Linked DNA regions of Homo sapiens: region 2 is linked to region 1. The links are chromatin loops, found by intact Hi-C in ENCODE. Cell type or tissue: IMR-90. All regions are shown on one strand.

Evidence for each region. Peaks named below come from ENCODE experiments on the same cell type or tissue, not always from the same donor. Only the 100,000 strongest peaks of a DNase experiment are listed, where the experiment ranks them.
Region 2: a loop joins it to region 1, with 7 times the contacts of the local background. A loop is called at or near these places in 11 of 110 quality-filtered maps.

Annotation. Positions count from the first base shown.
Region 1 is chr20:46,754,777-46,762,776 of GRCh38, forward strand. No RefSeq gene overlaps it. Among named protein-coding and RNA genes, the nearest start is that of SLC2A10, 49 kb to the left of the region's middle. In IMR-90, CTCF peaks have their summits at 3,497 (motif pointing right), 4,489 (motif pointing right) and 4,690 (motif pointing right); a DNase peak (open chromatin) is centred at 3,525.
Region 2 is chr20:47,016,323-47,024,322 of GRCh38, forward strand. All of the region lies in intron 5 of EYA2 (EYA transcriptional coactivator and phosphatase 2), which reads left to right. Among named protein-coding and RNA genes, the nearest start is that of EYA2-AS1, 120 kb to the left of the region's middle. In IMR-90, a CTCF peak has its summit at 4,056; DNase peaks (open chromatin) are centred at 3,069 and 4,149; H3K27ac peaks cover 1,763 bases.

The sequences.
Region 1 (8,000 bases):
ACACAGGCACATGTCAAATGCCCCCTTGGGTGGAACGCAGGAATTTGCATTTCTAACAAGCTCAGGGGGCCACAGTTTGAGTATCATTGAGCCCAGCCATTTCTTGGTCTAGAGTAGGAGCCTGCAGAAGGGACAGAGCTCAGGGGTTAGGCAGACCTGTTTCCAGTTTCATCTGCATCCCACACTGGCTGGGTGACTTTGCACGAGGGAGTCAATCTCTTTGGGCCTGAGCTGCTTCATTGCTAAATTGAGGATAATAAAAGAACTCCTGGTTTTCTCCTCAAATCTGTTTCTCCAGCCACTTTTCCCATCTTTGTACATGACAGCTCCATTCTTCCAGAAGTTGAGCCCCAAATACTGGAGTTACCCTCGAGAACTCTCGTTCACACAAGCCTTACCTTCAATTGGTCTGAAAAACCTGTGGGTTCTACCTTCAATTGTATGCACAGCGAGACCACTTCTCATCACCTCCATCACTACCACACTGGTCCAGGCCTGCATTGCTTCCCGCCTGGGCCGTGGCAGCTGCCTCCTTGCTGGTCCCTGACTCCACCTCACCCCTGACAGTCTGTGCCTCACACACAGCACCAGATCAATTGCTAAAATAAGTAAGTACATCACTGCCTTCCTCTGCTCGGCTCCCAGAGCTCTCACCTCACTCACTCAGAGCAAGAACTGAAACTCTACCATGGCCTTCAAAGCTCTTGGAGATCTGGCTTCCTGGTACCTTCTGCCCCATTTCAGCTCCCCGCACTCCCCACTGTGCTCCAGCTGCCGTGGCCTCCTTGCTGTTCCTTAAACACACCAAGCAAGCTCCTTCCTTCTGCCTGGAACCATCTTCTCCAGGTATCCACATGGCTCCTTCTTTTGCTTCCTTCTGACCTCTGCTCAAATGTCACCTCCTCAGTGAGGCCCATCCTGATTGCTCACCTAGATTTCCACCCCACCCAACTTCTTCTGTCCCTTTTTTTTCTCCATATCCCACCTCACTAAGTGTATATTTGTTTGCCTATTTGTTTATTTCCTCTCCATGTATTGGAACGTAATTTCCACAAAAGCAAGGTTCATATCTGTTTTTCTTTTTTTAAATTTATGTTTAATTTACATACGGTAACATTCACTTTTTGGAGTACAGTTCTGTGAGCTTTGATAAATGCACAGTCATGCAACCATCACCAAAATCAAGACACAGAACAGTTCCATCATCTCCAAAAATATCTTCAAGCAACTTCTGGATAGTGAGGCCCTTTTGCCACCCTGCCCGATGTCAATCATGGATCTGGTCTCTCCTCTGTAGTTCTGCCTTTTCTATTTAATATGTGTCATATAAAAGACACACAGCTTGCAGCCTTTGGGGACGGGCTTCTTTCTTGCAGCAGAATGCTTCTGAGATTCATCCATGTTGTTGCATCCATCAATCGTCTGTTTCTTTTTATTGCTGACTCGTAATTTATCCTATGAATGAGCCACTTGTCAATCCATTCCCCAGGCGAGGGACATTTGGATTGTTTCTAGTTCTTGGTGATTGGGAATAAGCTGCTCTAACCCTGCATGTACTAGATTTTGCATGAACAAAGGTTTTCATTTCTGTAGGTTACACACCAGGAGCGGGATTGCGGGATCATGTAAGTGTGTGTTTAACGTCACGAGAAACTGCCATGCCGTTTTTCAGAGTGGTTGCACCATTTTACATTACCACTGGTGATGGAGGAGCCTGACAGCTGTTCTGCATTCCCACATGTTTTTTCTCATCATTGAATTTCCACCACCAAGGATAGAACCTGGCACTGGTAGGTGCTCAACAAATATGCACATAGTAGGTACACAAAAATATGCATACCTACTATGTGCACATAAACAGATAACTAGAGGCTATCACACAGTGGGATCGGAAGGATGAATTAGGGTAAAATGTATAGAGTGCTTGGTACAGTGCCTGGCCCTTAGTACCTGAGGATCATTGCTAACAGTAGAGGCCACTCTCCCCAGGGGAGGGCCATAGGGCAGGGGCCTCAGCTCCAGCCACACAGAGAGACTGCCTAGCAGAACCCTCCACTATGCTAATCGCTGATTCCTTGAGCTGTAGGCTTTGGGGATATAAAGATCTTCTCCCTCCAGGAACTGAGGAGGTAAGAATCTGCCCCCACGCCAGCAAGACCCGCAATGCTGCAAACACTTCCTGAGGCTCTCTGTGCCCCCCTCCACCCCAGCGTAGGGAACCCAGGAGACCTGGCTCCAGCTGTGTTTTCCTTGCCTCCACACTCAAAAATGGGAGGCCCACAGGCCAAGGAATGGAGTAAGTCTGTTTTCCTAGCTGACCTTGTCCCCTCAAGGGGACACCAGTGCCCCCACGCTGCTGAGTTTTCTCCCACTTTAGCCAAACTCTTTGGCTGCCCTTGTCCACCCCCACTGGGGGCCTGTTTGCCAGAATCTTTCAGCACCTTTTCTTTTTCACAATCACTCTGACCCTTTTTGCTATTGTTTTTTGTAGGTTAATTGAGTACGTTCTCCTCTCGGTGGAGACCGCAGGCAGGGCCAAGCACAACAGGCCCAGCACGAAGGGGGCCTGGGAGGCCCGTCCCAACTCTGCAGCCTGAGGCCTGCTCAGGCAAGGGCAGGGGGACATTGATGGGGCCAAGATGTAACTGACCTCGCCTGCAGGCAGCAGCTAGCTGGGGTGGAGGACGCGGGGGACGAGAGCATCAGGCCTCCCTTTCAATCCCTGCTCTTCCTTCTTCCTCTTTTTTGTTTTCAGAGCAGATTATCCCTAAATTCTCCTTCAGTTGGTATTTTCTGAGCACCTTCTAACCGCAGAAAACTGTAGCACGATGCAAAGTGTAATGACTGACAGAAACGAGGCTTGCAGTGGTCTCACCTGGGGTGAGTTTGTGCCCCAGGAGACACTCAGCAATGTCTGGAGACCGTTTTGGCTGTCGGCCCTAGGCAGGAGGGGTCCTGCTGACATTTAGTGGGTGGAGGCCACGGATGCTGCTAAACTTTCTACAATGCACAAGACAAGCCCACGTAACAAACATCGATCCGGGTGGGATGTCAGCAGTGCTGAGGCTGAGAAAACCTGGCTCCTCACTGTCCCATTATATGGATGAGGAGACTGAGGTCCTGTGCAGCTAAGTGACATGTCCAAGGACACACAGGATTTCAACCCAGAGGCCTGACTCTGCTGTCCTCATGCACCTCCCACTCCTAGAGCTCATCAAGGGACGGGGAAAGGAGTTAGGAGGGACAGGGACGCAGGGGGAGTTGACCTGGGTGTGGGAATGGAGCTCTGGGGGCCTTCCGCAGAGGATGAGGGGACTGAGGGGAATTTGGAAAGACTCCCGGGGGATGGGAGAGTCTGTCATGATTCCCTTTGACATCCGTTTCTGATACAGGAAAAGCCTGCTTTGAAATTTAGGGGGTGGGGGGGAACACCTGTCACCCCCACACAGCACTTCCGGCAGATCCTGGGAGGGGCATTGCAGTAGCAAATGATGAACAGCAGAGGGCGCGAGGGTTCCTTTGCCTCCTATGTACCACTTTTTTCATCGTAAAGGGAGTAGGTGTGCCTTAAAGAAAACTGCGGAAAGCCCAAAAAAGCAGAACAAAGAAACCTACATTGCCCAGAATCCCACCTCCTGGGACAGTTGAACATTTAAATAGTGAATAGTTTCTTCCTTTTTCCCCAGACAACTTTGTTGACATTTTTTATTCTGTTTTGTTTTGCTTTCCAACACAGGGGCCATCAGCCAGTACACATGATTTTGCAGCCTGGATTTTCACATAACATTCTATCAGAAGCTTTTCCCTTTGTCTGACAAGCCCATGTCATCCTCAGTCCCTGGTCACCGCTGCGGAGTCAGGGCTTGTGTATTAGGCCGTTTTTCAATTTCTGTAAAGAAATACCTGAGGCTAGGTAATTTACAGAGAAGAGAGGTTTCATTGGCTGGTGGTTCTGCAGATTATACAAGCATGGCACAGGCATCTGTTTCTGGGGAGGCCTCAGGAAGCTTCCAATCATGGCGGAAGGCAAAGGAGGGGCAGGTGCATCACATGGTGAGAGAGGGAGCAAAAGGGGGGCGTCCCAGGCTCTTAAACCACCAGATGTGGCATGAACTGAGGGAGAAGTCGCTCATCGCCAAGGGGGTGGCACTAAACTTTTCCTGAGGGACTCACCCCCAGGATTTAATCACCTCCCACAGTGCCCACCTCCAGCACGGGAATCACATTTCAACATGAGATTTGGAGGGGACAAACCTCCAAACCACATCAGCACACATCCATTCAGCAGATGTGTTTTGAGCCCCCATGTGTGGGAAGCTGTGACAAGCAAGGAGATCAACTGGGTGTGTGCTCTGTCTGGGGGAGATGGACCCCATCCAGGGTCATTTCAGATGGGGCAATGCACAGTGATGGAGTGAGAGATCTGGGCTGTGTCCCTGGGGGGGCCTCTCAAAGTAGGGGACATTTGGATGGGGACCTGGATGACCACCAGGAGGCTGCAGGAGCTGCAGGGACACTCCTGGCACGCTGGAAGTTCACATGAGAAAGGGGAAAGGCCTATTTTGGATAAAGATCCCCCCAGGACAGGGTGAGGGGTGGAACATGGGACATGAGGAACATGAGTGGTCTCAGATGCCTACAAGTCTCCTTCCTGGGCCTTTGGGCAGGTGGTGGCGCCATATACGGCAGCAGAGAAGGAAGGATGACACTTAAGCCTGCTGCCCCTGCTCCCCCCTTGATATGATTTGGCTCTGTGTCTCCATCCAAATCTCATCTCGAATTATAATCCCCATGTGTCAATGGAGTGAGGTGATTGGATCATGGCAGCGGTTTTTCCCATGCTGTTCTCATGATAGTGAGTGAGTTCTCACAAGATCTGATGGTTCTATAAGTGTTTGACAGTTTCTCCTTCAGAGTCTCGCTGTTTCTCCTGCCACCATGTAAAACATGCCTGCTTCCCCTTCCGCCATGATTGTAAGTCTCCTGAGACCTCCTCAGCTATGCAGAACTGTGAGTCAATTAAACCTCTTTCTTTATAAATTACCCAGTCTCGGGTACTTCTTTATAGCAGGATGAGAACAGACTAATACACCTGCTTTTCCCAGAGCCTAGCATTCAGCATGTGGGAGGAAGGAGCACTTTCTGCTTCTCTTTCATTAGTGAGGATAAAGAGGGACAGTACCAAAGGAGGATAAGGACTCAATTTCATTCTAATAAAAATGGGAACCCCTTGCATTTTATTTAAAATATCATTGTTTGTTTGCTCTTTCAGATTGCAAAAATAATTACTAGTCATTATAGAAACATGTGTAAAAATATAAATAAGTACAAAGGGAATAGTGGTTCCCCATGATCCCATTGTCCAGGGACCCTCCGCAAGCCTTTCAGGGTATTCCTTTATCGTAAGACCTTCATCAGTGTCTGTGTCTGCATTTATTCATCCATTCAACGGAATTTTTTGAGCACCCACTATGTGCCAGTCATCTTTCTAGATGCAAAGGATGTAGTTGGGAATAAAAACACAAAAATCCCCGTCATCATGGAGGTGACATTCCAGTGAGGGTGACAAACAAAATAATCGGTAAACGCTGCAGTACAGTCTATGATAAGGGCAGAAGTGCCATGGAGAAATGAAAGCAGGGAACCCGGAGGAGGGCACTAAATGGGGTTTGGATTTTAAGCGGGATGCTCAGGGAAGGTGTCACTGAGAGGTGACATTTGAACAGAGGCTTGAATTTTTGGAGGGAGCGAGGCATGAGGGCAGCTGCGGGGGAGGGGAGAGAGAACAGCAGGTGCAAAGGCCCCCAGGGGGCGAGCCTGGGTGGCTCAGGAGGTGCGAGAAGGTCAATCGGTGAGTGCTGGGTGAGCAGGGATGGCGAGGGGTGGGGAGGATAAAGAGGAAGTTGGGGAGCAGACCTCACAGGGCTGTGGGGGACACTGAGAGGACCACGCTTTACTCTGAGTGACATGAGAAGCCAGAGCAAGACTTTGATTTCTCTGTAAATGTTTTATTGTCAATCCAAACAAAAGTGGAGAGAACAGTAAGATCAACCCCACACACTCACCCCCCAGCCCCGTGTACGGTCCATCTGGCTTCACTGATTTCCTCCCCACTGGATGGTTTTGAAACAGATCTGGGCACCACCTCATTTCATCTGTTTACATTTTGTGAATGTCACCAAAATCAGGATTTTCTTCCAGCGTAACCTCAATACCATTATCCTGACTTCAAACATTACCAGTCATTCCTTAGTGTTACCAGAATTCCAGTCCACGTTCAGATGTCCCTCATTCTCTCAATTCATTTTCGCCTTCATTTGTTCAAACTAGGATCTAAACGAGGTTGTTTATGACAGCTGAGCTGTTCCTTAGGTCTTTTTAAATCTATGGGTTCCCCCTTCTTCTGTTTTTCTCCTTGCAGTGTGTTTGTTGAAGAAACTGGGCTGCTCATTCTCTAACGTTTCCCATATTCGTAGCACTTATCTCCTTTGAATATGCCATATAATTTATTCTTCTTATTAAAAAAAAAGTCCTCTCTCCCCTACTAGAAAGCAGTCTCCCAAGAGCAGCCTGTTGGTCTGTTTTGTTCCCTGCTGTGTGCCCAACACCAGAGCCTGGCACAGTCAATGACCCATAAAAGGATGGCTAACACTGAAAATACTGGCTATTGTTTCCCAGCGTTACAGATGAGGAAACTGAGGCTCACAGAGGTTAAGTGAACTTCAAAAGGTCATACAACCAGGAAGTGAGGAGATTGGGATTTGAACTCAATCTTTCAGGCTTAGTGATCAATTTTAACAACCATATACCACACTCTCCCGCGACCCAGCTCCCTCCTTCCCGACAGATGGCGGCTGTCTGTGAAAGGACCCAGCTCCAAAGGCAATTCCCCAGGACGCTCGGGGTCCCACTTTCCTAGGGGTGCTGGTGCCTGCTGGAAGCTGAGCCCCACTGGAGAGATGAGGCCATGCTGAGCCACCGGGGACACTAGTCCTCCATGAGACAGTCTCAGCAGCCCTGTGTGTCAAACTCCCCAGCACTGGCTTAAACTCCAGTGGCTCCCGAAGGCAAGGACCCCCAGCCCTCGCTGAGCATTTGGTTCATAGTAAGTGACCAAGAAGCTCCTGGGAGACAAGAGACCCAGCAAAAGTGGTCAAGATATCTGGACTGCACTGCTGCTAGGCCTGCCAGGCTCTGTCTCCTGCCCTCCGTGTCAGGCCCTGCCTCCAACCAACCAGCCTCCAGGTCAGCATTGCTATGTGATTCTCAGACCAGCAGCTTCCGCACACACCAGCACCTTGCTGGAAAGGCAGGTTGGAACACCCCAAGGATGTGGTACACGGAAAGACAGGGAACCATAGGTGCTGGGGTGGACCCTGCGATCTGGGCTTTCACAAGCCCCAGAGACTCTATCCGCAGAGATATTCTGGTTCTCAGTACCTTTGGGCAGAGCCTTCTTTGAGTGTTGAGGCCAGAAGGGCCAACTCCTTGGTTTATTGATTAGTAGGGACCACTGGGCTCTTTCTCAAATGGGTCTAACCATTTATCTGGGTGCAGGAATGTGGAATTTCAGTGCTGGGAACCATGTGCCTGAGCCTCATGTTGAGGTCCTCTGGGGTCCCAAGGTCTACCTGGTCTAGCATGCACTTAGAGAGGGCCCATGGGTGCCAGACACAGCAAGCAGCTTATAGCGTCTGTCCTCAAGTCACTCTGAGAAAGCCCAGGGTTAACGGCTAAGCCGGCTGCTCTCTCAGCATCCTCTCTTCCATCTTCCTGTTTATTTCATGGCTTCCATCACCACTGAAAGTTGTCACCAATTTGCCCTCTTGTTCGTCTGTCTCACCCCCCATCAAACATGCCCCTCACCCACCCAACCATGAGCTCCATGAGAATGGGGTCTCCTCACTTTGTTCCCAGCACCCAAAATAGTGTTTGGCCCATAGCAGGCACTCAAGAAATAGATGCTCAATGAATGAGTGAATGAACGAATGAATGAATGG
Region 2 (8,000 bases), 260 kb after region 1:
CTGCCCATCTCTAAGGACCACCTAAGTTGGGTGTCCATTCATTCATTCATTCAGCAGATTTTTTGAGCACCTACTATGTGCCAGGCTCTATCTCGAGGAGTGGAGAAAATAGATACGAGATCTGCCTTTCATGGTCGTTACCTGGCAGTGGGGAGAGACTAACGATAAAGTCGGCAAATAAGCCAGATGATTTGGGAAGGGGTTGAATGTAATAAGGCAAATAAACCTGGTCTTTGCATAAAGAGTGATGAGCACTTGGGAGGTCAGGAAAGGTGAGATTTGTGACTTTAGATCAAATCACCAGGGAAGGCTCTTTGAAGAGATGACATTGGGCAGAATCCCAAAGGGTGAGGCAGAGCAGCCACATAGACATCTTAGGGAAGAGCATTCCAGGCAGAGGGAACAGCCTGTACAAACTGTGCATGCAGGGAAATGTCTGGATGTATTGGAGGCACAGAGCTGAGACCAGTGAGACTGGAGCAAAGTCAGAAGGCATGTAGGAGGAGAGAATCTTGGAGAAAGAGCAAGGCGCAATCACACATGGCCTTGAGGGATATGGGAAGGAGTTTGCTTGTATTTTAAGTGTGATGGGACAGGCAAGTCTATTGTAGAGACTCAGAAATGTCGGGTGGTGGAAATATTGGACAGTCGGGTGAAGAAGCTGTTATTCCAGGCAGGAGGATCAAGGCTCTGCAGCCCTAGAGGGTGGCCTTAAGGAAGAAAGAACTCCATTGTGTAACCCTCCACCCACCTGCCATAAGGAACTGGCTTACTGGGTTCTCCCATGCTCATCTCCACTCTTTTACCATCCAAGAACCCTTCTCTGTTCTGGTGCCCCCTTGGGAGCATGCTGGAGTTGATGCATGGAGCAGGGGGCTGGTGGCTGTAATTATGGGGATCCCCATTCTGCTGTTTCCCTTTATATAAGCTGCTAAAAATTACCATCAAGGGTCTGAAAGGGTAAAATGATAAGATGGTGGGCTGATGTGTGATTGTACTTTTTTTTGAGATGGAGTCTTGCTATGTTGCCCAGACTGGGCTCAAGTGATTCTGCCACCTCAGCCTCCTGAGTATCTAGGACCACAGCTGTGCGCTGCTGTACCCAGCTTTGATAGTATTTTTCTTTTAAAAGCAACTACTTGGAAGTACTATCACTTCATCTTTATTATTTTAATTTTTTATTAAGGAAGTAATAAAAATGATTGTCAAGGGCAGCATTTCAGGAAAAAAAAATTGTGAAAGGAGAATAAATAATCTTAGGTATGTGTGTAGGGAAAGCAGGTGATAAGCATTCATGCCCAGCCCTGAGAATAGCTTCCTGGTAAGGTCTGTGTCCAAGTTTGTCAGTGATGCCATGAGCCAGCCTTGACCAAACATGCTAGGTGCCAGGTGATGCTCTGTGGGTTCTCTCATACAACCTTCATGACGCTCTCAAGCAACGGTACTGTATTATTCCCATTTCACAGAAGAGGAAACTGAGGCATAGAAGGAATGACTGATTTGTCCAACACCAGGGCAAGGATTTTAGATTTTATTGTAAGCATAATGGCAAAGGGACTGTGTCAGATGTCTTGGGGGCCTGGTGGAATCCCAACCCCCAGCCTCACTGCAAAGCCCATCGCTGTAACCCCGGCACTTTCCTGCCTCCTCTGCTTCTGCTCTCACGTCTGTGTCCCCAGTCGGGCCTTTCTGAGGCCCACTGAAGGGAGTAAACTCCTGAGACCCATCTCTCCAAGTGGGGAGTGAATGATGGCACCGGCCCTGATAACAGGAGGTGTGTGAAGGTACTGAACTTCAACTTGTATTTGAGTCCATCTCAAGCCAGTTTTTTTCCAGCTCTTTAAATAGAAACTGGACTTACTGCCTCAGGGCTTCTGAGGCCACAGAGGTTGAAATGGAGACCCGGTCCCCGTATCCCATTTTGACACCCCCTCAGCCACACAATAAGTGATCTAAGTTATGTAGGAGAGGCCCCCATTCATTCATTCATTCATTCATTCCGTATGTTGAGCACCAGCTTGACACCTGGCACCCTTCTAGGCACTGAGGGCACAGCAGCACACAAAGACAATCTCCTCATGGAGAAAGATGGACAGTAATCAATTGACAAGTAGATAGATAATTATAGATTTTGATAAAGCCTGTGACAGACAAAAACATGGTGGCATGCTGGACCGTGAGCAGTGGTATGGACCAGGAGTGGTGATCGGCATTCAGCAGGTGGTCAGGGGCCTCCCGATGGAAAGGAGGCTGCCACAGGAGGGGCCAGAGCTGGGCCGGGCCGTACAGGCAGCGGGAACGCAAGAGCAAAGGCCCCGCGGCAGGAAAAGGCTCACAGTGTTCAAGGACTCCAGAGGAGCCTCATCCTATCCTCCCCAGAGCAGGATATGCAGAATAATATTCTTTCTTCTTACAGCAACCGCGTGAGGTGGGCACCATAAGCCCTGCTTTCATAGATGGTGAAAGTGAGGCTCAGAGAGGGCAAGTGACTTGCCTGAAACCGCAGAGCCAATAAGTGTTCAGAGCTGGGATTCAGACTCCAGTTTCTCTGGTGCCACTTCCTCTAAATGATGAGATTTCCTGGACTCCTTCAGGACTCCAGGAACTGTCCTAATGTCTGCACATAAACATGCGGCTTAATCTCCCCAGTAGCCCCGTGACATGAGCACTGCCACTGCCCTCATCTTACAGGTGGAGAAACTGAGGCATAAAATGTTTCAGTCACTTACCCAAGGTCACACGGCCATGGCAGTGGGAAATGAGCCAGGCAGTCGCCCAGGCACATAACCCTCACGCCATCCTGCCCTTCACACTCTCTTAGATCCATCTAGAAGGTGATTCTCAGGGGTGAGCCTAGGGCCCCACCCCCCACCTCAATCCCCACCAGCCAACGTCTCCAGCTCTCTTCTCGCCCTACCATGGGAATCGTCCAGGTTATTTTCTTATCCTCCTCACAGCCCAGATGACAGAAGGGCAGCGGCAGCAGCTGGGCTTCGTCCCAATTAACTGCCTTCAGTCTGATGCTAATGGCTATAAACTGCTCTTGAGACAGCCCAGGCATTTTGCAAGCCTGACATATTCCTCCTTAAGTATTTTTTTCAAACACAAACACACAGAACGCTCACACACCATGCCCATGTGCTTCCTATTAACTTTTTTTTTTTCTGAGTTGTTCCAGAGGAGAAATAAACTCTCGAACTACTGAGAGCATTTCAGAATGGAAGACATTGGTTGAGCTTAGTTTCTCAGAGGAAGAAGAAAATAAAGAAGATTGAGGCTTATGAACTTTTAGGCCTGAAAATGCTGATTTTGTGAAATTGGCCCATGGTGAGAAGCTAGCATGAGTCTTTTTCCTTTCTAAGAATTTAAACCATAATTTTGGCCCATAATCCCAGCACTTTGGGAGACCAAGGCAGGTATATTTATTGCTTGAGTCCAGGAGTTCAAGACCAGCCTGGGAAACCTGGTGAAACCCATCTCTACAAAAAAAAAAAAAATTATCTGGGCATGGTGATGCATGCCTGTAGTCCCAGCTACTCAATATGTTGAGGTAGGAGGATCACTTTTCAGCCTGGGAGGTCAATGCTGCAGTAAGCCGTGATCATGCCACTGCACTCCAGCCTGAGCAATAGAGCAAGACCCTATCTTTAAAAAAAAAAAAAAAATGCTGGGCATGGTGGTGTGCACCTGTAGTTCCAGCTACTCAGGAAGCTGAGGTGGAAGGATTGCTTGAGCCCAGGAGTTCAAGGTTGCAGTGAGCTATGATCACCCCACTGCACTCCAGCCTGGGCAATACAGCATGACCCTGTCTCAAAAAAAGAAAAAATATATAATTTTTAGAAGCAAAAAAGGATGCTCTTGGGGCTCACCTCATCATTTTACAGATGAGTAAACTGAGGCACTGCAACAGAGTGTCTTACGGAAGATCACAGAGCAAGCTTTAGACAAGCCAGGATGCCTCCCACTAGGTCTTCTAGCTAATCTCATAAACTTCCAAAAACTTTAGCACAGCCATCACCCCGTAAGGCCCTGGTTTGAGATCTGTATCTGTTTGGATAACACTGCCCCTCCATGGAATATACAATAAATGTAAAAGAAAAAAGTTCACAGCTCTTGTTCAGCCTTTGCAGAGTTGTTTATTTTCTTTATTTTAAGTTCACCCTGGGGTTTTTATAGCTGAAGTGTGTTTCTTATGGGTTTGATTTTTTTTCTTTTTGGCTTCTTCTGGTAAAACACTGCTATTCACAGAAATAACCACAAAGATTAAAAAGAGGGGGAAAAAAATCTCCAGAGTGTGTTATAAGAAGTTTCTGGTGCCACAGAGTTGTTAAGAGTTCTGGACCTGGCCTGTGGTCAGTCCTGGCAGTACCCCACACACAATGGCATGAGTTGGGGAAGCACATGGACTTCTCTGTGCCTCAGTTTCCTCACCTGTGAAACTGGTATCATAGTGAGAGAGGTGACAACATGAGGCTTTGGGAGACTAAATAACATGATTCATGGGCACCACAGATGAGATCCATAAAGGCTAGATTTTCTTTTTATTATCTCTGTTATTCCTTCCTTAGCATGGTAGTTAAAAACAACTAAAAGCAGGGACTCTGAAGTCAGGTTGAGTTAACCTCCAAATACGGCTGCAAACCAGCCCTGTGACCTTGAGCTCAGTTACTTCTCAGTCCTCCAGTTTCCTTCCCTATGAAATGGGGACACTAAGAGTACTTTACTCGTGGGGTGCTATGATGACTAAATGAGTTAATGTATGTGAAGTGTTTAGAGCGCACCTGGCACAAACTAACGCTCTCTAAACGTTAATTATCGTTATTATGATTGACATTGTTAGCCTCACTTCAGGTTTGATGGGCCATGTTCTTTCCAAGTTCGCTTCTATTTCCTGAACTCTCAATTTTAGTAAGTGGTCAGGGTAAGAGAAAAGAGGAATACTAATCTGAGACTGTGGGACTGTCTGCATCCACATAAACTCCCCTTCCAGTGAACTCTGTGTTGTAGGGAGACTTAAAAACAGGCCAAGTGCAGTGGCTCATACCTATAATCCCAGCCCTTTGGGAGGCTGAGGCGGGCGGATCATCTGAGCTCAGGAGTTCAAGACCAGCCTGGCCAACATGGCAAAACCCCATCTCTACTTAAAATACAAAAATTAGCCGGGTGTGGTGGCACACACCTGCAATTCCAGCTACTTGGGAGGCTGAGGCAGGAGAATCGCTTGAACCCGGGTAGTGGAGGTTGCAGTGAGCCGAGATCACGCCACTGCACTCCAGTCTAGGCGACAAAGCGAGACTCCATCTCAAAAAAAAAAAAAAAAAAGGCAAGAAAACAGTGGGATCCCTATCCAGTGGAAACTCTTTTTGCATTTATGAAGGGCCAGGGAACATAAAGACTGAAGCTTAGAACCCCTCCAGCAGCCACTCAGGAGCAACATAGAATCGTGCAATTCAGGGATGTGTAGGAAATTAAAAGTTCAGTAAAAGCACTTGTTACTCAGTGATCTCAGCTCGAGACCTCCGAGACTGGATTGTGTTGGATTTAGAAAGTCTCTGTGTCAGATTCATGAAATCTACCACCAGTAAACTGTGTGACCTTGGACAAGTCACAAAGCCTTCATGATCTGTGTTCCACAGTTCTAGTGCTAACAAGAGTTCCAGGAAAAAATAAAGGGGTTGGGGCGGGTCATGGTCATACATACCAAATACGTTTAGTCAATAGTGCATGCCACAAAGTTAAAATAGACATCTTTGCTACAGGACTTTTCAGAGCCTTTGCAGGCTGTTGTGCCTTGTACTTCTCCAGGAATAGAATTCAGGAGGCAATTTTCCCAGGCAGATGGGATGAGGGCCCCTCCGTCCAAACTCGTTCTGTGGTCACTGAGAAGCCCTGGATGTCATGATCTTTTAGGACCCTTCCTTTATGAACGTTCTTTGAATTTCTATTGTTTTAAACAATGAACATGTATGTTTTTCTTTTTCCTGTGTTTTAATTAAATTGTTTCTTGTTGAGATGGAGTCTCACTTTGTCGTCCAGGCTGGAGTACAATGGCATGATCTCGGCTTACTGCAACCTCCGCCTCCTGGATTCAAGCAATTCTCTAGCCTCAGTCTCCCAAGTAGCTGGGATTACAGGCGCCTGCCACCACACCTGGCTAATTTTTGTATTTTTAGTAGAGATGGGGTTTCACCACGTTGGTCAGGCTGGTCTCGAACTCCTTACCTCAAGTGATCCGCCCACCTCAGCCCCCCAGAGTGCTGGGATTACAGGCATGAGCCACTGTGCTCAGCCTTAATTTTTAACTGAGATATAACTCACATCCTAAACTTCACCTTTTTTTTTTTTTTTTTTTTGAGGCAGGGTCTCTGTCACCCGGGCTGGAGTGCAGTGGTGCGATGACAGCTCACTGCAACCTCTGCCTCCTGGGCTCAAGTGATTCTCCCGCCTCAGCCTTCCGAGTAGCTGGGACTAGCAGGTGCCTGCCACCATGCCCAGCTAATTTTGTTTATTTTTTGTAGAGACGGGGTTTCATTGTGTTGCATAGGCTGGTAAACTTCACCTTTTTAAAGTGTTCAGTTTAGTGTTTTTAGTATATTCACTAAAATTGTGCAACCATCACCACTATCTAATGCCACAGCATTTTTGTCACCCCGCAAAGAAACCCCATGTCCATTAGCGTCACTCCTTAGTTCCCCTCCCTCCGATATATTCCTTTTGTAATAAAAAAAAAAGACACATGAATTTTTTAAACAGGTTACACATTTACCTAGTTCGGGCATCTGTGGAAATCTTTCTTCTACCCTCATGCTACATCCACCCCGTTTCCAAACCCCTAACAATTAACCACTGTAATAATTTCGTGGGAACCCACCCAGAACATCTTTTTGCAAACATAAGTAAAATATAAGCAGTCTATTATATTGTATGTTACTATTACAAGAATTAGTTCAGACGTGATTCATAAATAAGAAAACTATGTTAGTATAACTCGGAAGTTGCATTGTTTCATTTGCTTCTAAGGGTTTCTCTATCACTGTTGTTGTTGTTACGTGCCTTGATGTAGTTTTCTTTATGATTCTCGTGCTCTGTGTTCATTGAGACTCTTAGATCTGTGGATTTATCATTTCCATCAAATTTGGAAATTTTTCAGCCAATATTTCTTCAAATTTTTGTCTGATGTTCCACACCACTACCTCCCACTCCAAGTTCATAAATCTTTTCTTCTGTAGTATCTGATCTGCTGCTAATTACATCCATGTCATTTTTCATCCCATACATCATTTTCATCTCCAGAAGTTTGATTTTGGGTGTTTTTTTTTTTTTTTTTTTTTTGAAGACAGAGCCTTGCTCTGTCACCCAGGCTGGAGTGCAGTGGCGTAATCTCGGCTCATTGCAACCTCTGCCTCCAGGGTTCAAGCGATTCTTATGCCTCAGCCACCTGAGTAGCTGGGCTTACAGGTGCTCACCACCACTCCTGGCTAATTTTTGTATATTAAGTGGAGATGGGGTTTTGCCATGTTGGCCAGGCTGGTCTCAAGCTCCTGAGCTCAGGCAGTCTGCCCACCTCAGCCTCCCAAAGTGCTAGTACAGGCATGAGCCACCATGCCCAGCCTGGGTCTTTTTCTGATAACTTCCATGTCTCTACTTAACATGTCCAATCTTTCTTCTGGCTTCTTGAACAGATAGAATCCAGTTGTAGTAAACGTTTTAATGTCCGTGTCTAATTCTATCATTCCTGTCATTTCTGGGTTCATTTTCATTGATTTTTCTCCATGTCGAAAATCATATTTTTCTGCTTCCCTGCATGCCTGATAAGTTTCAATTGGATGCCAAACATAAATTTTACCTTGTCAGATGCTGGATATTTTTATATTCCTATAAATACTTTTGAGCTTTGTTCTGGGATGCAGTTAGGTTACTTAGAAACTGTTGAATGCTTTTGAGTCTTGCTTTCAGCCTTGCCAGTTGGGATCAGAGCAGTGTTTGGTCCAGGAGAAATT